3 separate regions of the Homo sapiens genome follow, and all the other regions are linked to region 2. Evidence: chromatin loops called from intact Hi-C (ENCODE). Cell type or tissue: mammary epithelial cell. All regions are shown on one strand. Region 1 has its middle 28 kb from the start of RIBC2. Region 2 overlaps FBLN1 (fibulin 1). Region 3 has its middle 62 kb from the start of NUP50-DT.

Region 1 (8,000 bases), 110 kb before region 2:
GAAAAGAGCTATCAAGCCACAAGAAAATGTGGAAGAAGCTTAAATGCATATTGCTTGGTGAAAGAAGTCAATCTGCAAAGGTTATCTACTGTATGAGTCCAATCATATGACTTTTTTTTTTTTTTGAGGAGTCTCCCTCTGTTGCCTAGCCTGGAGCGCAGTGGCACCGTCTTGGCTCACTGAAACCTCCGCCTCCCAGGTTCAAGCGATTCTCCTGCCTCAGCCTCCCAAGTAGCTGGGACTACAGGCGTGCACCACCACGCCCGTCTAATTTTTGTATTTTTAGTAGAGTTGGGTTTCACTGTGTTGGCCAGGCTGGTATTGAACTCCTGACCTCAGATGATCCACCCACCTTGGCCTCCCAAAGTGTTGGGATTACGGCATGAGCCACTGCACCCAGCCTGACTTTTCAAAAAAGGCAAAGCTATAGAAACAGTAAAAACATCAGTGGTTGCCAGGGACTGAGGGGAGGGAGGGATGAATAGGCAGAGAGAGCACAAGGATTTTTAGGGCAGTGAAACTTTGCTGTGTGATGCTGTAACCTTGGGTATATGTCATTATACATTTGTCAAAATCCACAGAATGTACACAGGGTGACCCCTAATGTAAATTATAAACTCTGGGTGATGATGATGTGTCAATGTTGGCTAGTCAATTGTAACAAATGTACCACACTAACATGAGACATTAATAATAGGGGAACTAGGGGCCTATGGGAAGGGAGCATATGGGAACCCTCTATACTTGTTACTCAATTTTCTTGTAAACCTAACACTGTTCTAAAAGATAGCCTATTCATTTTAAAATGAAGCCATAAGATAAACAGGAAGAAAAATAGAGTCATTTGCACATGGTTCTTTATTCTGTGTTCAAGTTCTTATGTTTAGAATAATGGGAAGGGGGCCAGGCACGGTGGCTCATGCCTGTAATCCCAGCACTTTGGGAGGTCGAAGTGGGAAGATGACCTGAGGTCAGGAGTTTGAGACCAGCCTGGCCAACATGGTGAAACCCTGTCTCTACTAAAAATACAAACTAGCCAGGCATGATGGTGCGCACCTGTAATCCCAGCTACTCAGGAGGCTGAGGCAGGAGAATCTCTTGAGCCCGGGAAGCGGAGGTTGCAGTGAGCTGAGGTCACACCACTGTACTCCAACCTGGGCAACACAGCAAGACTCTGTCTACAAAAATAAAAATAAGGCCAGGTGCTGTGGCTCGCGCCTGTAATCCCAGCACTTTGGGAGGCCAAGGTGGGCAGATCACGAGGTCAGGAGATTGAGACCATCCTGGCTAACACGGTGAAACCCCATCTCTACTACAAATACAAAAAAATTAGCCGGGCATGGTGTCGGGTGCCTATTGTCCCAGCTACTCAGGGGGCTAAGGCAGGAGAATGGCATGAACCTGGGAGGTGGAGATTGCAGTGAGCCGAAATCATGCCACTGCACTCCAGCCTGGGCAACAGAGTGAGACTCCATCTCAAAAAATAAAAAATAAAAATAAATAAATAACATAAAAATAAGGCCAGGTGCGGTAGCTCACGCCTGTAATCCCAGCACTTTGGGACACCGAAGCAGGTGGATCACGAGGTCAGGAGTTCAGGACCAGCCTGGTCAACATAGCGAGACCTCGTCTCTACAAAAAATTTAAAAAATTTTAGGCCGGGTACAGTGGCTCATGCCTGTAATCTCAGAACTTTGGGAGGCTGAGGCAGGTGGATTACCTGAGGTCAGGAGTTTGAGACCAGCCTGGCCAACATGGTGAAACCCTGACTCTACTAAAAATACAAAAATTAGCCAGGTGTGGAGGTGCACACCTGTAGTCCTAGCTACTCAGGAGGCAGAGGCATGAGAATCACTTGAACCAGGGAGGTGGATGTTGCAGTGAGCTGAGATCATGCCACTTCATTCCAGCCTCGGGTACAGAGTGAGACTCTGTCTCAAAAAAACAAGCAAAAAATCACAAAAAGACCTTTACAGAAATGTTTATAGCATCTTTATTCATGATAGCACCAAACTTGGATCAACCAAAATATCTATCAACAGGTGATCAGATAAACAAAAGTTATATTCCTATCACTCACAGCTGAAAAGAAACAAACTGCTGATATACCCGTCAAAACGGCAGAATCAGAAATCATAATCAGGGCGGGGCGCAGTGGCTCAGGCCTGTAATCCCAGCACTTTGGGAGGCCAAGGGGGCAGATCACGAGGTCAGGAGATCAAGACCAACCTGGCTAACATGGTGAAACCCCATCGCTACTAAAAACACAAAAAATTAGCCGGGCGTGGTGGCATGTGCCTGTACTCCCAGCTACTCAGGAGGCTGAGGCATGAGAATTGCTTGAACCCGGGAGGTGGACGTTGCAGTGAGCCAAGATTACGCCACTGCGCTACAGCCTGGGCAACAGAGCAAGACTCCATCTCAAAAAAATAAATAAATGAAATAAAAAATAAAAATAAAAAATTAGCTGGGCATGGTGGTGAGGGGTGGGGTGGGGGGTGTTCCTGTAATACCAGCTACTTGGGAGGCTGAGGCAGGAGAATTGCTTGAACCCGGGAGGCAGAGGTTACAGTGAGCCAAGATCGCACCACTGCCCTCCAGCCTGGGTGACAAGAGCGAAATTCTGTCTCAAAAAAAAAAATCATAATCAGAAACATTGTAACAGATACAAAGGAGTTCACAGTTTACAATTCTATCTATGGGGAGTTCCAGAATTGGGATAACTATTCCATCAGTGCTTGCCTGGGACAGGGTGAGGGGGTTTGATGGCAAACAGGCATGAGGCTACTTTTTGGAGTGATGGAAACGGACAGAAAAAGAAAACCCAACCACACTCCTACCCCTGACAGGACTGCAAAGGGAGGACCCCTAAGAAACCGGGTACCATCTGTTATGCATGCAGCAGGACGAGCCGCAGACAAAACTCCTCAGACACTGAGTTAAAGAAGGAAGTGGTTCTTTCGGCCGGGAGCATCAGGTAAGACTCCTGTCTCAAGAGCCGAGCTCCCCCAGTGAGCAATTCCTGTCCCTTTTAAGGGCTCACAACTCTAAGGGGGTCCGCGCGAGAGGGTCGTGATCGATTGAGCAAGCAGGGGGTACATGACTGGGGGCTGCATGCACCGGTAATCAGAAGGAAACAGAACAGGACAGGGATTTTTGCAATGCCTTTCCATACAAAGTCTGGAATCTATAGATAACATAACCGGTTAGGTCAGGGTCGATCTTTAACTACCAGGATTAGGTCAGGCAGGCCCAGGCCTGGTTTCGGGTCTGGTTCCTAGGCGCCGGGCTACCTGCATTTCGTTTCGCTTTTCTTTCCTTTTCTGAGTATAAAACAAGATAAAACAATATGAGAGAGTCTGTCTCTCTTCTCTCATGTGCAGTGAGCTGTTGCTGTCTACTGGAGAGCTGTCCACCAGCAGGTGGCACATCTATCTCTCGTGCTCCCAGCATAGCCTCTGGCCATCTGGTTTCCACCTGCACCGGGTCTCCCTCTGCAGAAGCGACAGCCACTTTGGAATGTTGGTGCAATGAGGTGACAGGTCCCCATGCTCCTGGGTGGAGCAGCGTCCTGAGCCTGGTTACAGGAGGGATCATGGGGTGAAGGTTGGGGATGGAGCAGGGGCCTCTAGAGCACCTTTTCCAAAGAGACATGTTTCCTTTTCTTTTCTTTTCTTTTCTTTTTTTTTTTTTTTTTTGGGACAGAGTCTTGCTCTGTCACCACCCAGGCTGGAGTGCAGTGGTGCGATCTCGGCTCACTGCAACCTCCGCCTCCCGGGTTCAAGCGATTCTCCTGCCTCTGCCTCAGCCTCCCAAGTAGCTGGGACTACAGGCGCATACCACCACACCCAGCTAATTTTTTGTATTTTTAGTAGAGACGGGGTTTCACCGCGTTAGCCACAATGGTCTTGATCTCCTGACCTCGTGATCCACCTGACTCGGCCTCCCAAAGTGCTGGGATTACAGGCATGAGCCACCGCGCCCAGCAAGAGGCATCTTTTCAACCATATGGATTGTGCCCACGTGATGTTAAGAGAGTGGTGAAAAGAAGCTGGAGGATGCCGAGTGAGAATGAGGCTGTGAGTGACACAGAGTAGGTAGTTGCCAGGTGGGGCTTCATCTGTGCTTGCCCCGACCAAGTAAAGGCCTTGATCCTCCCCCACCCACCACCTCATCCAGCCCACCCCCAGATTCATGCTCCCCCATCTTCGAACCTCACTTGCTCTCTGCCCAGACCTGGCAAAGTCAGTTTCATCTACTGAGTCTGGAAGGTCTGCCTTCCTTTCTTCTTCCAGCGAATGAAAGATGAATCCAAAGTCCCTGGGGCCAACCCCCAGCATGGCCCCCAGAAGTAAACAGGAATGGGAATGAGGGCAGATGGAATGTCTGCGAGTCAGTGGGTCTTTTCTTTTCACCAGACGTTCCAGAAAGCTCTCCAAACACACTTGTTCTAACAGTGTCAGAAAAGACTCCAGCCTCATTGTCCACAATTGTTGGGGATAGAACATTCCAGAGCCTATTGAAGAAAAAAGTGGGTAGGGCCATCTCCTCCACACCAGGCTGATCTGTGAATTAATCGCCCCTGAAGGTTTTCCCCGGGGCTCTGGAGCTGACAAATGTGACTTTGTTACCTGGATATCCCTTGGAACCTGGCAGAGCCTGAGGACAGGACTCAGCCACAGAGTCTCTCACCCAAAGCCACTCAGTGTCCTCAGCTGCCCATCTGGTAACTGGCCCTAAAACGGCCTTTCAGTTCCAGCACTGCCACCCCTCCCAGCCCCACTGGCCCAGCCTCCTCATTCCCAGCTCAAATTCGTGACCAGGGGGCCTATGGGACCTGGTCGTCTTTTCAGATGGACAGTCCCTAGGTCAAGGCCCACTCCCTGGCCCCATCCTCGCATGGGGAGAGTCGGCTCATAGTATATTCAGAGGCAAAAAGGGCGGTGGGCTTGCAGCACCAATAAACATGTCCAGCAAAATATGCTGATGGTGTACATGGCTGCTGCTTGCTGAGCCCGTGTGTGCTGATGCCACAGAGCTGAGCTTCTTAAAATCTGCAGGAGGCTGCCGGGTGCGATGGCTCACGCCTGTGATCCCAGCACTTTTGGGAGGCCGAGGCGGGTAGATCACCTGAGGTCAGGAGTTCGAGACCAGCCTGACCAACATAGAGAAACCCCATCTCTACTAAAAATACAAAATTAGCCAGGTGTAGTGGAGCATGCCTGTAATTCCAGCTACTCGGGAGGCTGAGGCAGGAGAATTGCTTGAACCCAGGAGGCGGAGGTTGCGGTAAGCTGAGATTGCACCTTTGCACTCCAGCCTGGGCAACAAGAGCAAAACTCCGTCTCAAAAAAAAAAAAAAAAAAAAACCTGCAGGAGGCTACAAGAAGTGTTACCAGTTTCATATCCCCAATGAGGATGAGGAATGTGAACACAAAGTACCTAAGACAAGTCTCAATCCATTTAGAAAGTTTATTTTGTACCTGGGCTTGGTGGCTCGTGCCTGTAATCCCAGCACTTTGGGAGGCTGAGGCAGGCAGATCACCTGAGGTTACGAGTTCAAGACCAGCCTGGCCAACATGGTGAAACCTCGTCTCTACTAAAAAGACAAAATTAGCTGGGCATGGTGGCAGGTGCCTGTAGTCCCAGCTACTTGGGAGGCTGAGGCAGGAGAATCACTTGAACCTGGGAGGCAGAGGTTGCAGTGAGCCAAGATCATGCCACTGCACTCCAGCCTGGGCAACAAGAGCGAAACTCTGTCTCCCAAAAAAAAAAAAAAGGAAAGAAAGTTTATTTTGCCAAGGTTAAGGACGTGTCTGTGACACAGCCTCAGGAGGTCCTGCTGACATGTGCCCAAGGAGGTTGTGGTATAGCTTGCTTTTACACATTTTTGGGAGACATGAGGCATGAATCAATATGTGTAAGATGTACATTGCTTCAGTTTGGAAACGCAGGACAACTGGAAGCAGGGATTTCCAGGTCATAGGCATATAAAAGATAAATGGGTGCATCCTTTTGAGTCTTTGATCAGCCTTTCACTGAATACACAATTTCCATGTGAGCAGAGGGTAGAGGAGTAGTCCTGTGTGCCCTAGTCTGGCTCAGTGAATCTGCATTTTCACATAAACAATAGGGCAGAGGAAGCAATCAAGCAATCATATATGCATTTGTCTCAGGTGGGCAGAGGCCTGATGGTGAGTTCTGTCCTTTGTCCCACATCTGTGAAGATAAGCTATCAATTTACATTGCCAGGGTGAAATTCAACAGAACTGTTTTAGGGTAAAGATCCTGAGGCCCACAAGGAATTTCCTTGTGGGCAAATTGGGAGGGAGGTATGCAGCTTGTTTATCTTTGTAGCTATCTTATCTAGGAAGAAAATGGGAGGCAAGTTTGCGTGATGCAGTTCCCAGCTTGACTTTTCCCCTTGACTTTGCGATTTTGGAGTCCTGCGATTTTCCTTTCACAAGAACTAAGGGCTAGAGAGGGGAACTCACTTTCCCAAGGTCCCAGAGCCAGTTCAAGATGGAGCCAGGAATTGTGCCCAGTTCTAAAGTCCCAGCTACCTCTGACAGAATGCCTGCAAGGAGACAGTCAGCAGAGCTCCAGGAGGGGAAGACAGGTGACAACACTCTAGTGTATTTCTCTAGCTTGACCTCTGCTGTGAGTTCCAGGCTTGGTACCCAAATGTCGACTTGATAGCTTTACTGGGATGTCTAACAAGCAGGCAGTCAACATGAAGGCATCTGAACAGAACTGGTTTCCCTCTACCCACACCTGTCCCTCCAAAGTCTTCCCTGTCTTAGGCTATGGAAACCCCAATGCTTCCAATTGCTCAGGCCAGAGAGTTTGGATCCATCGTTGGGCTCTCTCTCTCTCAATCTATCAGCAAATCCTGTTGGTAAGACTTCAAAATATAAAACAAATCTGGCCAGCCACGGTGGCTCACGCCTGTAATCCCAACACTTTGGGAGGCCGAGGTGGGTGGATCATCTGAGGTCAGGAGTTCGAGACCAGCCTGGCCAACATAGTGAAACCCCATCTCTACTAAAAATACAAAAAAAAAAAAAAATTAGGTGGGCATGGTGGCTGGCACCTGTAATCCCAACTACTCGGGAGGCTGAGCCAGGAGAATTGCTTGAACCTGGGAGACAGAGGTTGCCGTGAGCCGAGATCATGCCATATTTGTTGCATGAATTGGTGAACTGTGGGCGTGAGTTTCACAGCCTGAACCTGAACACCCAGGGTTCAGGCATACTCAGGACAGGTCTAGACAGCAAGGAATGTGGATCCTCCAGAGACCTCTTTGTGTGATGATGGAGTTGCTGCCTGGAAAATCTCATCCTAGGGGCAGTGACAGTCCAGGCACACAGACGTACGTGTCCTAGTTATAATGGAGTGACTGATAATGAAGAGAGCTGGGGCTCAGCTCTGTGGGGTCTGTTGGAGGTCTGGGGGAGGGCACTGGAATCCAAAGGCTAGTATCTCTGTGAGCCCTAGGGGGCACAGGCAGCGTGACCCCACAGTGGCACCCGAATCATGGCCCAGGCTGTCGGAGAGCGTGATCAGCCAAGCCTGGACGCCAGGAAAGTGGCACCACCTCCCGGCGGTGGACAGGCCATGTCAAGAGGCCGGAACAACATGGCCTGAATCACACCCAACCTCATGCTCATAGTGCAGCACTTCTAAGCAATGCATTAGTGCTGCATCCCTCTCTTCCCTGGGTTCAGAGGTGAGAGGACATGGCTTCTGCTGCAGAGAACTCATGCTCTGGAAGTCAAGGCTGCCGTGAGCTGTGACGGCACCACTGCACTCCAACCTGGGCAACAGAGCGAGAACCTGTCTTAAAAAACAAAAAAAACCAAATGAACGTGTAAAATGTGTGTTTATCAAGAGCCCACAACAATATTCCCAAAGTTCTGATCCTGGGCTTCTGCAGCAATGAAGAAGTCCTGGCTATGCACGGCGGCTCATGCCTGGAATCTCAGCACTTTGGGAGGCCG
Region 2 (8,000 bases):
TTTTGCCACCGATGCTCAGGCATTTGGCACCTCTTAATGGATGTCTCCCAGGGTTGGTGACAGCCCCTGAGCCCCACTGTTTGGCTGCTCCAGAGTCTATGGGAGTTGGGCTGCTCCCCCATCTCCAGGGGCCTCTCAGTGTGGTGCCCCAGGCCCCATCCCAGGAGTCCCAGACCTGGTGGTTCCAGTCCACCCTGAACAGCCACCAACCCCAACACACAGGCAAGACGTATGATCCCTCGAAGGCTGTTTTTCTCATTGTTGTGTGGAGCTAGCAGCTCCTGCCCTTTTCTCCTAAGAGGTTGAGTCACACCTAGGGTAAGGGTGCTGAGCCTCGGGAGCCACAGAGAGGCTCTGGTTAGTTAGTGTATGGACTCTGATGCCAGCCTGCCCGGGTTCAAAGCTCAGCTCTGACATTTATAAAATGTGTGACCTCAGGCAGGTCTCTTAAGCTCTGTGAGCTCCTCATAAAATGAGGATCATAACAGTATCTGCCTCATTGAGTTCTTAGGAGGATTCAGTGACTTATCCTTGCGAGGTACTCCCAGGACCCATCATGTAGTGTTTACTTTTACCATCGTCACGCTCCCTCCAGGGATTGCGAATGATAAGTTAACACTCTATAAATGTAAATACCCTATAAATGTAAGAACTGGCACAGGACGCTGCTCTGAAGATCAGCCAGTGGAGGGCAGGGATGGCCTGATCGCCACCCCTAACCCTAGTTGATGGGAGGCCTGGGCTCCTCCGTCTCCAGATGGGTATGGCTCCTGCAGCCTCTGCCTTCACTGTGCTGCTGTGGGGTCTCTTGCAGACATTGATGAGTGTGTGACTGGCATCCACAACTGCTCCATCAACGAGACCTGCTTCAACATCCAGGGCGGCTTCCGCTGCCTGGCCTTCGAGTGCCCTGAGAACTACCGCCGCTCCGCAGCCACGTAAGTCCCTTGGACCATGCCATCGTCGTCTGTCTGTGTTGGCCTTCCTGGTGACCCAGTTCCCGGGTGGGTGGGTTATCAGGCTGTGACCTCGGTGTCCTCCCATGAGGGACTCAGGGCACTCAAAGATCACCTGATCCCTGGCCCTCAAGCCCCTAAATGCTAGTGACACTGGTCTCGGAAAGTCAAGGGGGTAACTGCAAATGAGTCTGGGGTCTATAGTCATGTTTTCAGGCCAAGGCTGTGCACAGAACCAGGAGAAACCACAGCCCTCTTTTTTCCTAGGGTGGAAGCCTTGGGCAAGCTCTCTGGGCCTCAGTTTCCTCATCTGTAACATGCAGATGTCAGAACGTGCTCTGACTGAGATGCATAGGTAGCAATGTCTCCATGTCAGCCCAAAGCCAGGGAGCCGATGTGACCTGTTGGACGTTGTTGTTAGGTGCCCACCTGAAAGCCAGAATTCGTCCAGCCTGGTGACCGTGTGGGAACGGCATCAAAGATTCCAGATCCTAAACGTGGGGCTGCGTGCCCCTATGTCTTTGTAAGCTCACTCACTCCTAGGCCATCACGGCGCCCACTTGAGACCACGGTTCCCACTTCCTATCCCCCTTGCCCCTAATTGTATTCAGAAAGTCTCATTTAGTGCCACAGTCAGTTGCTTCAGGAAAAGCTCCATGCTGGGACCGATCTCAGGACTGTGGACTTGTGACCTCTCCCAGCACTCTGAGTGCACGATGCAGGCAGCCAGCTGTTTCCGAGGCCTTGGCCCCTTGACCTTCAGCCTGCCTTGGGCTCTTGGCCAGCTGCCCCCGCGACCTGAGGGTCAGTGGTAGTGTCCACCTCTTGACCCTAGGGGCAGCTGCCCTGGCTTGTGGCATAGCAAGGCTTCTGGGTACCCGAGCAGCCCCGTTGTCCCTGGCAGCCCTCCATATTCTTCCTGGCTTTGCGATTCTCATTGGCTGGCCCAGCCATTTCCCTGTTTCCCAGCACGGATTTCTGTCTGCTTGAAAACCCAACATCTTGTTTCCTTCCTGAGCTTGGGTTAGGAAAAAGCTGCCCCAAAACTGGGTTTGCAAGTCTGTAGCATCCCGAAGAGCTCATGGTTATGCAACAGCCTGCCCCAGGCAGTGACACTGCTTCTCTGAGCCATTAAGAAAGTTCGATGGCCTTGGCTGCAGGCTGTGCAGCCGTCTGTCATTGTAAGTTCACTCTCTCCCCAGCCTTTGTCAGCGCCTGGGCTTGAGGATTCCAGGAGGCTGGCTGTGGTTGTGACCTCGATTTCTAACTTGCGCACAGTCGTGAAACCACCTTTCGAAGAGGGGGAGGCTGCCCTGCACAGGGGCCCTGGCGCCTCCTAAGCCTGAGGGTGGGCGGGTTGGCCATGTGTGCTGAGGTCATGGCTGAAATCAGGGGAACCCAGCTCCACCCCTCATGTTGGCTGTGGAAGCCTCTGCCACCCCTCAGTGCTGGAGAAAGTCGTTTCTTCCTGGACCTACTGCGTGCAGGCACCTGGGTAGACAGCCCACAGAGGGCTTTGTCCCCGCACAGGCTCCGCCTTCGGCGTGTGTGCTAGGAGGGAGGAGGGGACCCCACCTGGCTGGGCGTGAGGGTGGGCAGGGGGCTGTCTGGAGTGGGCCATGCCTGCATGGAGGTGGAAGGGGGAGCGAATTAGGCAGAAGCGGCGGGAGTATGGACACATGTGCGGTGAAATGGGGAGTTCAGCCTGAAACCTGGGCCCTGTGTGCTGTGCAGTAAGGGATTGAGCTGCTGGGCGCCTGGCTTGTTCCAGCCCTTGGACTCCCGGGACTGATAGTGAGGAGGGGCCACCCCCTCTCAGCACTGCTAACCCCTCAGACTGGAGTTTTGTATTTTACAGCCCCTTTTCCTGCTCATCAAAAATCGAAGCTGCTTAACACGTTTTTTCATCTAAGCTTCAGAAAGCAATTTTTAAAATCTAAAAGAGCCATATTTAGGAGGGACCCATGGCCGGCGCTTCTGTGGTTAACAACTCAGCAAGAGCGCCTCCTTCGGGAGCCTTGACAGACAGGACTGCAGAGTCCGCTGCTGTGCCTTTCTCTCTCTCTCCACTCAGACGGCTTCCATCTGGGGAACATCCCGGCGGCCGAGGGCTGGTAACTGGAGCATGACCCAGGAAGCTGGGCCGCAAACCACAGGGCTCGGCCTTGTGGACAGGACCAGGCTGTTACAGTCCTGCCCACACAATTCCCTTCTGCCCGCAGGAGGAAGTGTGCAAAGCTGTCCCACAGCCTTCATGGGGCCGGACACATCCTCTTTATCCCCTCAGTGGGGCCGGCGCCTGATGACCTGTGGTCTAGAAAGCTGGAGCAAAGCCGGGTGGCCTTGGTTGCCGCTTCCCGGGGATGGGACACGAGTGAACAGCTGTGGGCCTGAGGGTGTAACACGGTGGACGGTGGCAGAGATAGAGCCGTCGATGGCCCCCCTGCCTTGGCCAGTTCCTGGGGCTTGTCTCCCGGACGACGAGCGTGTGAAAGTCAGGAAAATGCCGGCAGGGATATCCACAAGCACCTGGGGTGGCCAGAACTGCCGTGCCTCCCAGGAGAAGGAGGGGGCCTAGAGGGCCTTTTTTCTCTGGTGTGTGGTGGCTTAGGATCATTTCCATAGAGCTTGAGGTGTTAGGGTCAAATGTGTTGAACTGGCAAGTTGGAGCACATTGTCCTCTAACGCATGACATGGCCCAGGATGGGTGGCCTGCTGAGGGGACATGTCTGGAAACCAGGGCCTGCGTGGCAGGGGGGGACGGGGCGGGCTCGCCTATGCCCTGCTCTGTAATACATTCAGTGATGACAACCCGTCCCTGACCTAGACACACTGGCTAAAAGGGATTTTTGGGCCGTTCCCAGTCTGACAGGCAGTTTGCCAGACAGTTATGTTTCTGGTGTTTTAAAAAGTTTGAGTAGAGCGAAGTACGATCATTGAAGCCAGGACTTACCAGGAAAATCAAGGACATGTTTATTTTTGTGCATTAGTCATTTGCAAAGCACATAGCGGGTGCCCCAGGCCCTGCTCTTTGTCCAGAAGGAGCCAGCCCAGAAACTCCTAGTGTAGAGAAGGTTTTGGGGTGCTCTGAGGAATGACTGTGTGGGGTCGGAGGGGGAGCCTCCAGGGGAGGAGTGACCAGTCGCTGTGTGTGATGACGGCGGGAGCTGCACCAGAACACCACGCACACCTCCCATTGCTTTCCTCCGCTTCCCTCTGGCAAAACAAATTCCATCCCTGGTTAGTACCCGCCATGCTGAGAGAAGCGGGAAGCCGAAATCCCACCAGGGCGACTCTAGCGCCACCTGCTGACCAGCCCCATCCAGGCTGGTCCTGAAGTTGCTGGTGTGTGTGCGTGTGCGCGTGCTTGTGTGTGTGCATACATTGTGTGTGTAAAAGCTTTGAAGTAAGACAGGCCGACTTTGAAAGCCAAGCTTGCCCCTTACGACACACCACGGAGCTATCAGCAAGTTCTGCATCCTCAATGGGCGTCTGTCTTCCAGCCAGTAGAGCGGGAGGACGATGGGAGACAGTGGAGGGAGCGAGTGGAAGGAAAGTCTGCTGCTTGCAGCCTGCTCCCTGCACCCGGAAGCGCAGTTCACCTGCACCCGGAAGCACAGCTCATGGGTCCCATGCTCCTCCCCCAGTTCACGGACGCTTTGGTCATAGCTCCTCAGAGGCCCCCCTGGGGGAGAGCTCTCAGATCGCCTGGAGCACTCCCGTTTGGCCTGGACCTGGGCATCTCTGGGGCAGGCCACCGCCAGCAGCACCCGTGCCCACCTTCTTTCCTGCCTCTGTTTTGGGCCCCTCCCAGGCAGGACTCCCCCGTTCAGTGCCCCTGACTCCCAGGCCAGTCCTTTCTAAGAGCTTGGAATGATCACTAGCCAAGTAAATGCAAGGCCTCCTGTCAGTCCTGACAAACCTGGAAAGAGGAGGTAAAAGGAGACCCCAGTCTCGATAAATGCCTCAAGCAAGTCCAAGTAACCCAGCACGAGACATGGAAACTTAAAAAGCCAAAAGGGAGATGTGATAGAAGGCCAGGACGAGAGGATGCTCCTGACCTCAGAATCCAGACACAGCCCAGATGGCAGGGCTTCCTGGAGCACCTGGGCCAGGTCCTCTGGGGCTCCGCACCTGGGCCCTGCTTCCTCAGGCAGCCACCTTCAGAGTATGATGGGCCAGGAGTTCAGTACACAGGAGACGACCCCTGTCCCATCTTGTGACAAGAAATTAGAACTTGTTACTATCCTGTAGCGGAAGATAATACCGATCTCCATCCTGTCACAGGAGGTTAGAATCTGTAACAGGAAGTTGGAATCTGTGCTCATCCTATACAGGAAGTTAGGACCCGTCCCCGTCTCCACCACAGGAAGTTAGGACCCGTCCCCGTCTCCACCGCAGGAGGTTAGGACCCGTCCCCGTCTCCACCGCAGGAGGTTAGGACCCGTCCCCGTCTCCACCGCAGGAGGTTGGGACCCGTCCCCGTCTCCACCCCAGGAGGTTGGGACCCGTCCGTGTCTCCACCGCAGGAGGTTGGGACCCGTCTCTGTCTCCACCACAAGAAGTTTGGACCTGTATTAGGGTTCTCTAGAGGGACAGAACTAATGGAATATACATATATATATATATATAAAATGGAATATATATATATATATATAAAATGGAATATATATATGGAATATATATATAAAGTGGAGTTTATTAAGGATTAACTCACATGATCACAAGGCCCCACAATAGGCCATCTCCAGGCTGAGGAACAAGGAGAGCAGTCTGAGTCCCAAAAATGAAGAAAAAATGAGTCCAATGTTTGAGGGCAGGAAGCATCCAGCACGGGAGAAAGATGTAGGCTGGGAGGCTAGGCCAGTCTCTCTTTTCACGTTTTTCTGCCTGCTTATGCTGTAGCCGTGCTGGCAGCTGATTAGTTGGTGCCCACCCAGATTAAGGATGGATCTGCCTTTCCCAGCCCACTGACTCAAATGTGAATCTTTTTTGGCAACACCCTCACAGACACACCCAGGATCAATACTTTGTATCCTTCAATCCAATCAAGTTGACACTCAGTATTAACCATCACAAGTCCACCCCTTGTCAACTTGAACCCATGCACATCTCCTGAGATCATACATAATCTTCAAATAAAGACAATAATAAGATCATAATTACACCTAACATAACTATACTTCATACGACCAGAAACTCACCAATCCCCAACCCAAATACTATTATATAAAGTTAACGATACTTAAATGCTGATGTGAATTCAATAAATCTTATGTCACTTGATAAAAGAGAAAGGAAATAAAATGAAGTCATTTTTGTTAGTACAAGTGTATACATGCACAAACATTTTTGATTGTTTTTTGTTTGTGTGTTTTTTAAGACAGAGTCTCCCTCTGTTGCCGAGGCTGAAGTGTGGTGGTGTGATTTTGTCTCACCGCAACCTCCACGTCCCGAGTTCAAGTGATTATCCTGCCTCAGCCTCCTGAGTAGCTGAGATTACAGGTGTGCACCACCATACCCAGCTAATTTTTCTATTTTAAGTAGAGATGGGGTTTCACCATGTGGGTCAGGCTGGTCTTGAGCTCCTGACCTCAAGTGATCCTCCCGCCTCGGCCTCCCAAAATGCTGGGATTACAGTCGTGAGCCACAGCACCTGGCCATGTTTTTAAAAGAAGGAGGAAATACTCACGACAATTACAGTCCTCGTTTCTGCAACTGGTCACATGGCTCGTAGCTGGTATTGATGACTGCCTTCTTCTACTACCCATTCTGTATTCCCTTTGCCTTCAGCAAGCACCTTGGCAGATCTTGTTTTTTTTTTTTCCTGGTGGAGTGACCCAAACCTTCATTCCTGAAGGGTCTGGGTCATTTGTAGTCCTGCCTGGATTGGGCTGTTGTAGTTTCCCATTGACCTTAATCACAGGGCATGGTAATACTGAGAGATGCCCTAATGGATCTCCTGTATTCCATGCATACTCTAACTTATCTTCATTTTGGAGTAGTAGACTGATTTCATCTTGATAGTCTGGGTCAGCCACCCCAGCCAACACTGTAACTCCCTTCTTAGCCTGTTGACTTAAAGGTAGGAGGAGCTTCAAGTGTCCAGGTGGCAATCTTAATTTCCAGTTTAATGGAATCCTTGTTCTGTCTCCTGGTGGCGGCGTTCCTCCCTCTGGAACTAAGACCTCTAGGCCAGCAGAACGTAATGTTGCAGGAACAGGAAGCAAAAATTTTGCTAGTGGATCACTAGGGGTGATGGTGAGTGGTGCCACTTCCATTTCCACCCTTGGATGCCTGGACCCGTGAATCCTGGCTATGGGAGAAACAGTGCCATAATATTGGACCCTGATTCAGAGCATACATGGCCTTCTGTAGAACTTTGTCCCAGCCCTGCAAAGTACTGTCACCTAGTTGGCATTGTAATTGTGACTTCAAAAGGCCATTCCACTATCCTATCAATCTACCTGCTTCACGACGATGGGGAACATGGTAAAACCAGTGAATTCCATGAGCATGAGCCCACTGCCACACCTCTTTAGCAGTAAAGTGAGTGCTTTGGTCAGAGGCAATGCTGTGTGGAATACCATGAGGGTGGATAAGGCATTCTGTGAACCCACGGATGGTAGTCTTGGCAGAAGCATCGTGTGCAGGATAGGCAAACCCATATCCAGAGTAAGTGTCTATTCCGGTGAGGACAAACCTCTGCCATTTCCATGATGGAAGAGGTCCAGTATAATCAACCTGCCACCAGGTAGCTGGCTGATCACCCCGAGGCATGGTGCCACATCGAGGGCTCAGTGTTGGTCTCTGCTACTGGCGAATTGGGTACTCAGCAGTGGCCATATCCAGGTCAGCCTTGGTGAGTGGAAGTCCATGTTGCTGAGCCCATGTGTAACCTCCATCCCTGCCACCATGGCCACTTTGTTCATGGGTCCATTGGGCAATGACAGGGGTGGCTGGGGAAAGAGGCCGAGTGGTGTCCACAGAATGAATCATCCTATCCACTTGATTATTAAAATCCTCCTCTGCTGAGCTCTTTTA
Region 3 (8,000 bases), 450 kb before region 2:
TTAAACCTTTTTCCTGTATAAATTACCCAGTCTTGGATATGTCTTTACTAGCAGTGTGAAAACGGACTAATACGAAAAGCATTAGCCAGATGCCAACACCTTGATCTTGGACTTCCCAGGCTCCATAACTGTGAGGATATAAATTTATGTTCTTTCCCTCTTGTTGCCCAGGCTGGAATGCAATGGCACAGTCTCGGCTCACTTCAACCTTCGCCTCCTAGGTTCAAGTGATTCTCCTGCCTCAGTCTCCTGAGTAGCTGGGATTACTCGTGCCACCATGCCCGGCTAATTTGTGTGTGTGTGTGTGTGTGTGTGTGTGTGTGTGTGTGTGTGTGTGTGTGTATGTAATTTTAGTAGAGACAGGGTTTCACCATGTTGACCAGGCTGGTCTCAAACTCCTGACCTCAGGTGATCCACTTGCCTCAGCCTCCCAAAGTGCTGGAATTACAGGTGTGAGCCACCACACCCGGCCAAATTTACGTTCTTAATAAATTACCTAATCTACGCTATTGTGTTATATGTTATAGCAGCACAAAACACACTAAGACATGAAGTACCTAGAATAGTCAAATTCATAGAGACAGAAAGTAGCATTGAGGTTTACCAGGGGCTGGGGAAGGAGTGGGTAGAGAGTTTCAGTCTGAAAGATGAAAAAGCTCTGGAGATGGGTGGTGGTGATGGTTGCCCAACAATGTGAATGTACTTACGTCCCTGAACTGTGCACTTTAAAATGCTTAAAATGGTGAATTTTGGCCGGGCGTGGTGGCTCACGCCTGTAATCCCAGCCCTTTGGGAGGCCGAGGCAGGCAGATCACGAGATCAGGAGATCGAGACCATCCTGGTGAACACTGTGAAACCTCGTCTCTAATAAAAATACAAAAACATTAGCCAGGCGTGGTGGCAGGCACCTGTAGTCCCAGCTACTCGGGAGGCTGAGGCAGGAGAGTGGCATGAACCCGGGGGGCAGAGCTTGTAGTGAGCAGAGATCGCACCACTGCACTCCAGCCTGGGCAACAGAGCGAGACTCCATCTCAAAAAAAAAAAAAGGTGAATTTTATGTTAGGTATATTTTATCACTATCTAAAAAGAGGAAGAGAGTCAGATGTAAGGCCCAAAGTGCCAAGTCAGACTGAATTGAGTATCACGCCCCAGAATGGGATGGTCATTTATTTTTCACTCATTCATTTATCCATTCACCAGCAAATACTGACACTGTGACATACCAAGGACCGTTCTGGGTGCTGGAAATCTGACATCAAACCAAACAGACAAAATTACCTGACCTGGCAGAGCCTACAGTCCAACAACAACAATGAACAAATCAAGTAAATGCCTAGCATGGCAGCTGGTGACACCTGCTGTAGAGAAAAACAGAGGGAGGGGGCTGCTATTTTATTTTAACTATCAAAATCTGTTTAGTAAAGACAATTTTGCTCATACAAAACAAAAGTTTACAACAATCTGGCCAGGCAAGGTGGCTCACACCGGTAATCCCAGCTCTTTGGGAGGCCGAGGCAGGTGAATCACTTGAGGTCAGGAGTTCAAGACCAGCCTGGCCAAATGGTGAAACCCCTGTCTCCACTAAAAATGCAAAAATTAGCCGGGTGTGATGGTGGGCACCTGTAATCTCAGCTACTCGGGAGGCTAAGGCAGGAGAATTGCTTGAACCTGGGAGGTAGAGGTTGCAGTGAGCCAAGATCGTACCACTGCATTCCAGCCTGGGTGACAGAGTGAGACTCCGTCTCAAAAAAAAAAAAAAAAAAAAAAGTTTACAACAATCTGAGTGCTGGACACATCATCCGAGACAAGGGAGGCATTGCAGGCACCTAGAGCCCTTCCCCTATATGCAAAGGAGACCCTGGGTGCCCCTCTGCCACCTGCCCCTGAGGGAGAGAAAAGCTGAAGTATTCCTGCTGCCTCTTCCCCCAAAGGGAAGAGGGAGCCGGGAATGATGGCACAGGGACCCTGTCTCTAGCTGCTCCTTCTCTGTGCTGGGGGAGGCCCCTCCCCTTACTTGCCCAGAACCCTGAGGCTGAGCCGTTTGAGGGTGATGGCAAATGGCTGATGGGCAAAGGGGGCAAAGTTGGGACATCTTCGGTGCAAAGACTCCTCCCATCCCCAACCAGGTCACACAATGGAAATTTGAGGGAGGACCTCAAAAGTGGCCCTGCCTTTGCCCACAAGGGGTAGCTGGCTGATGTGTGCTGTTATTTTAAATAGGGACAGAAGGAAAGAGCTTTCTGACTTGGTGACATTGGTGAAGGCAGTGAAGGAGTGAGCCCTGGGTGTTGGGGAAGGGTGCACAGGCCCTGGAGGGGAGCCCGCTCTGAGTGCTGGGGCAGGGTGAGGCGGGACAGAGTGGGCAGAGAGATGGCCAGGACTGACCACGCGGGGCCTTGCTCTCCGTTGTGAGAACACCGGCTTTCCCCACGGGTGAGATGAGAGCCTGAGTGGGATTGGGCAGAGGAGAGGCATGATCAGACTTAGAATTTCACAGGGTCATCCAGGCTACTCTGAAAGGATGGACTCAGGGGCACAGGAAGAAGTAGAAAGGCCAGTTGGGGCCACTGTCAAAACCCAGGCAGAGATGATGGGAGCTTGATGAAGGAGCAGAGGTGGCCGGTGAGGAGGGCTCGATTCTGGGTCTGTGCCAGAGGAGGAGGCATGGGGTTTTCTGATGGCTTGGGTGTGGATGAGAGAAAGAGGGGTCAAGGATGACTCCCAAGCCCTTGGCTTTTGTCCTGAGAATGTGGAAGGATGGGGCTGCTCAGTGACTCAGATGAGGAAGACAGAAAGAGGTGCAAGTCTGGGGAGAGAAGAATCAAAACGCGCTTTTGAACATATCAAGTCTCATCCAGCGACCCAGCCTGGGCCTCAGTGTACCCACCCAACCCTGCCCTCCTCCCTTAGACGCATGCATCCACCCCGTTTCTCCCTTTCAGATATCTCCAGACTTCCAGTGTTCAGCAGGACCTGGGGTGTGGCCGCAAAGTTCCCTTTATGTATTTGGAGCCCAAGGAGGGCCTGTTACTGTGAAATGAAAGCACTTCCCTATCTGCCCCCCACCCCAGGGCCTTTGCCAGCTGCTCCACATTAGTTAAGCGCTTACTACCTACACTTTGGGGATTGAGGGTTTCTTTAGCTTTGAGACTGGGAGGCAGCTTAGCAGTGTAGACAGTTAGCTCATAATTCCTGCAGGGGTACAAGTGCCAAACCAAGTGCTATGATCCCTGGAGAGGCAGCCTCACCCACGAGGGCCTGGGGGCCTGAGTTCAGATCCTCACTCTGCATCTAACAAGCCGTATTGACCGGGGAGGGTCACTCAGCCTCTCCTGCCTCAGTTTCCTGATTCGTGTAACAGGGATAACATCAGCTGGCTTCCCTTGACACACCATCTATTAAACTGATTGATATGAATAAAGGATTTAGAATAGGGTCTTGAAGAAGGCGGTGCTGGACCCACGGACAGTGGCCAATGGGTATTGTTTGTCATCATCATCGTCACCATCACCATTGCTTTCGTCATAATCATCACTGTCACCATCATCAGCGTTCAGAGGAAAGGGGGTGTAGAGGGTCGTGTATCACCCAGAGGTGGATCTTGAGTTAAGCTTCGAAGCAGAGCAGGAGCCAGCTGTGCACGATGATGACATTAACAGCCGGCACTTTCCTCTGTGTTTTACACGCATGACAACGGGTTGACAGAAAAAGAGAGAGCTGGGCATCAGCCAAACAGAAAGTTGTGCACGGAAATACAGAAAAGGACTCGGCGATATTTATGAGCCCATGAAGTACAGAAGTAGTTAAGGATTGGAGTTCCAGTAAGAGCGCATCGCATGCCAGTCTTATCGTGCCTTGCTTTCTGGAATGATGAGACTCCCCTTCTCCCCTCCCCCCTCACCCACTCTGTCTCCCCCTGCCTCCCACCCTCCTACCTCCCCAAACTCTCCATGGACTGTTTAGGCCTTAACAACTCTGGAGAGCTATTAGGATCTATCAAGCGAACAATAATTTACTTCACGAAGTGATGTGTGTGATTTTCACCATTGACTCTAATCGCAACAGAAAATCATTTCAGTCGGCTGAGTGCATAATCTGTGTGTGCTGAACTTCTCTAAGCTTGGACTTACCTAAGGGAGGAAAATGGTCCCCTGGGACCCACTCAAGAGACGCGGAGTAAACAGCGTGCATTTCGTAAATGGGCTGGGGGTGTGCCAGAACCATCGCCGGGGACCCACCGCTGTCAGCCTAGAAGGCCATCGAACACTCAGAAACCATCTTCACAAATCCTTCTAGGGTGAGGTGGGGGGGTGAGGAGTCAGGGGTCGTGCACCTAACCATCAAAGACAGTGTGGATGTCCTGCTCATCTGCCACCGGGTGGCGCAAAGAGAAAAGGAGAGCAGACAGAGCAAGGAGGCACGTGTCCTTCCTCCTCCATCACATCTGCAGACTGAGCCCAAGCATCGGGAGCCATGTGGCCAGGCAGAAATGGGAAGTCATCTGTGCCCCTTGCTAGCGGACATGGTCCCAGGGACAGGTCCTGTCCTGTCCTGAGGCTGGAACTTCAGGAGTCCCAGGCCAATCATCACGCTACCAACTTGAGGAGCTTGAGATTTTCTAGTTTAGAAAGCAGGTACACAATTGTACATAGAGCACCAGCGTACCCAGGTATAAAGAAAGAAATATGCCAACCTGTTGGCCGTGGCTACCTTTCAGAGACTGGATTATGAGTTTTAGTATTTTCTAAAATTTTCTACAATGAATATGCAAGTAATAATAATAATATAAGATCTTACAAAGAAAAAAGTCTCAAGATTCCACTCTGACCATGTGTCCAAGTTCTAGCAACAAAATTAATGCCTAGGGAATGCCATGGCCAAGTCCCATCAGGACAGGGACTTACTTCACAACATCAAGAGATTTTAGTAAAAAGTGCAGGGGCCAGGGACAGTGGCTGTAATTCTGATGCTTTGAGAGGCCAAGGCAGGAGGATCGCTTGAGCCCAGGAGTTCAAGAACAGCCTGGGCAACATAGTGAGATCCCTGTCTCTACAAAAAAAAAAAATTGTTTTAGATTAGCTGGGAATGGTGGCATGCACCTGTAGTCTTAGCTACTCAGGAGGCTGAGGTGGGAAGATAGCTCGAGCCCAGGAGGTCGAGACTGCAGTGAGCTGAGATTGCACCACTGCACCCCAGCCTGAGCAACAGAGCAAGACTCTATCTCAAAAAAGATGGGGGTTGGGGAGCAACAGAGCAAGACTCTATCTCAAAAAAGATGCAGGAAAAAGAGCACAGAGTGGAGAAGCAGAAGAGATTCTTAAGTTCTTGTCCTATAGGTAAGAGCTAAAACAAGTCACTTGCTGACCTAGAGTCTCAATATTCATGTCCCTTGACTGCAGGCAAAAGCTGGCCTCACCTCCTATGATTAATTGACACTTGTTGCTTCTCCCTGCTCGGGTTCCTTCCCCTTTCCTTTGCTGCCTGCTGCTGTCCTGCTCTGTGTAATTCGGCGTGGATGTCCCTGCTTCCCCCAGGTCAGGCAGGCTCCTGAGCAGCCCCCAAAGCACAGATGTAGTGCCCGATGGGGTGGGGAGGGGATGGCAGCCTGGCAGAGCTGAACACTTGGGGAAAGGGAATTTCTCTCCTTTGGGGCACTCAAGCACCGAGGGTCATGGAAGCCGGGAGCTGCCATGTTGCACAGAGTAAGTCTGTCTGAGAATGAAGCCAGCTAATGAGAAAACAGAGCAAAGAGATGGAGAAACTGAGGCCTGGGGATGTCACTTGAGCCATGACATCAGCATAGCCAAAGCCAGCCCCAGCCTCTGAAAAAAAAAAAAAAAATTTGGCTGGGCGAGGTGGCTCACACCTGCAATCCCAAAGTGCTGGCCTTGACTAAGGCCAAGGCAGTCGGCTCACCTGAGGTCAGGAGTTCGAGACCACCCAGGCCAACATGGTGAAACCCTGTCTCTCTACTAAAAAAAAAAAAAAAATACAAAAGTTAGCCAGGCGTGGTGGCAGGTGCCTGTAATCTCAGCTACTCAGGAGGCTGACGCAGCAGAATCGCTTGAACCCGGGAGGTGGAGGCTGCAGTGAGCCAAGAGCACCACTGCACTCCAGTCTGGGTGACAGAGCGGAACTCCGTCGCAAAAAAAAAAAAAAAAAAAAAAAATTCCCAATTCCGATTCTGCTGTAAAGCCCCAGCCCCTTTCAGTTACCATTTACTGAGTGATAACTTTCCTCCTATTTCAGACCCAGCGTGGGTGGGATTTCTGCCCCCTTGCAACGGAAGCCTTCTGGGGCTGTGTAGGGCCGGCTCTGCCTGGAAGTGCAGATGCCGGAAGCCTCAACCAGAGGGAGCCAGCAGTGGCCTGCCAGCCGCATGCCAGCCCCAGTGGGCTCTGTTGCCTCCCATAGGATTAAACATTTGAGCCCATACTTTAATATCTGAATTTCATCTAAAACTCTAAAGAGTTTCAGTTTCTCTGAAAAAAAAAATCGGAAGATCTGGCAACACTGGGTCTAGGTCCTACGTCCTACCTAGAACAATGAGCAGGGGCTACACAGGGGCTGCCACCTTGGCTTGGAGCCTTTCATTCTCTGTCAGTTCCCTGCAACTCCCTATTTTCTCTCCAACGCTGAGGCTGGGTTTCAGCTGGCATTTGTAAAATTTTGGGGGGCTTGTATTTTTATAGGAGAAAATTTTTTCTTTTTGTCTACACCTCTGTCAACAATGGCATGGTGAGATGTAGGACTAGTGGCCCCAGTGGATCAGGCCACCTGGGTCCCTCTGTGGCCCTGCCCATGTGGACACTGGCCTGAGCCACGTGACTTGCTTTAGCCAGAGGTCCAGCAGCGCGTTAAACACACACACGCACTCATGCATGCATGCACTCACACACACATGCACTCACGCACGCACATGCGCGCGCACACACACACACACACACATGCACACCACACACGCTTGATGAACACTCTGTCCTCTTTGAACCCAGAATTTGGGGTCAAGATGAGAGACCATGTGGAGAGGGACTTTAGAGAGGAAGGGAGTGCTCAAAGAATAATAAGAACGCGTCAAAAACCAAGAAGCTGCTTTGGAAAGGTGACCACTGGCCAAATCTAGGACAATCTGAACATAAAAATAAATTATAGTCACAAAAAATTATACTCCATTGAATATAACAGGAAACCAGGAATCCATACAGATATAAAAAATAAATGAATGCACTGAGAATTTGGTGAGGAATGGAGATATTTGCAGAATTTCAAAGTACCTACCCACAAAATGGCAGAGAACATGAAAAAAGAATGACTTTGGCCGGGCATGGTGGCTTACGCCTATAATTTCAGCACTTTGGGAGGCCGAGGTGGGTGGATCACTTGAGGTCAGGAGTTCGAGACCAGCCAGGCCAACATGGTAAAAAGCCCATCTCTAATAAAAATTATCCAGGTGTGGTGGCACACGCCTGTAATCCTAGCTACAGGGGAGGCTGAGCCACAAGAATCACTTGAACCTGGGGGGCAGAGGTTGCAGTGAGTCTAGATCGTGCCACTGTACTCTAGTCTAGGCGACAGAGCCAGACTCCGTCTCAAAAAAAAAAAAAAAAAAAAAAAAGGAATGACTCTATAAGAGAGATGCTGGCAGACACCACTGTTGTCAAGTGATCAAAGTAAACATCAAGTGACAAATCGAAACCAAGCCCCACCCTATGGGAGGCAGTGAGAGAAACAAGGTATCCATTTGCGACAGTGCTGCCAGACTGCATAGTTGCTTGAGTAGGAGGAAGAGCAAACAAAGGGAATTGAGGAGAGGAAAAGAAAACGAATCGTTCGAAAGTGTTATCCTCCCAGGAGAACTGGAGATGTGTGCACCAGAACACCCGAACAGGGATGGTCACGGGAGCGTTACTCATAAGAGCCCAAGAGTCCAAATGTCAGCATCCAGCAGCTCAGCAGTGGACAGACAAGTTGTGGTCTAGCCACACGTTGGAATGTTATTT

Evidence for each region. Peaks named below come from ENCODE experiments on the same cell type or tissue, not always from the same donor. Only the 100,000 strongest peaks of a DNase experiment are listed, where the experiment ranks them.
Region 1: it touches region 2 in a loop (22-fold over the local background); 89 of 110 quality-filtered maps call a loop at or near these places.
Region 3: a loop joins it to region 2, with 11 times the contacts of the local background. A loop is called at or near these places in 8 of 110 quality-filtered maps.

Annotation. Positions count from the first base shown.
Region 1 is chr22:45,437,934-45,445,933 of GRCh38, forward strand. No RefSeq gene overlaps it. Among named protein-coding and RNA genes, the nearest start is that of RIBC2, 28 kb to the left of the region's middle. RefSeq lists an enhancer at 4,418-4,980. In mammary epithelial cell, a CTCF peak has its summit at 3,421 (motif pointing right); no DNase peak of the experiment used is centred here.
Region 2 is chr22:45,549,678-45,557,677 of GRCh38, forward strand. FBLN1 (fibulin 1) reads left to right here. Exons shown (of 17, transcript NM_006486.3): 14 at 815-938. Among named protein-coding and RNA genes, the nearest start is that of FBLN1, 51 kb to the left of the region's middle. RefSeq lists an enhancer at 4,170-4,279. In mammary epithelial cell, CTCF peaks have their summits at 2,973 and 4,268 (motif pointing left); DNase peaks (open chromatin) are centred at 3,064, 3,914 and 4,144; H3K27ac peaks cover 1,664 bases.
Region 3 is chr22:45,097,645-45,105,644 of GRCh38, forward strand. No RefSeq gene overlaps it. Among named protein-coding and RNA genes, the nearest start is that of NUP50-DT, 62 kb to the right of the region's middle. In mammary epithelial cell, CTCF peaks have their summits at 4,357 (motif pointing right) and 6,368; a DNase peak (open chromatin) is centred at 7,957; H3K4me3 peaks cover 357 bases; H3K27ac peaks cover 779 bases; H3K27me3 peaks cover 361 bases.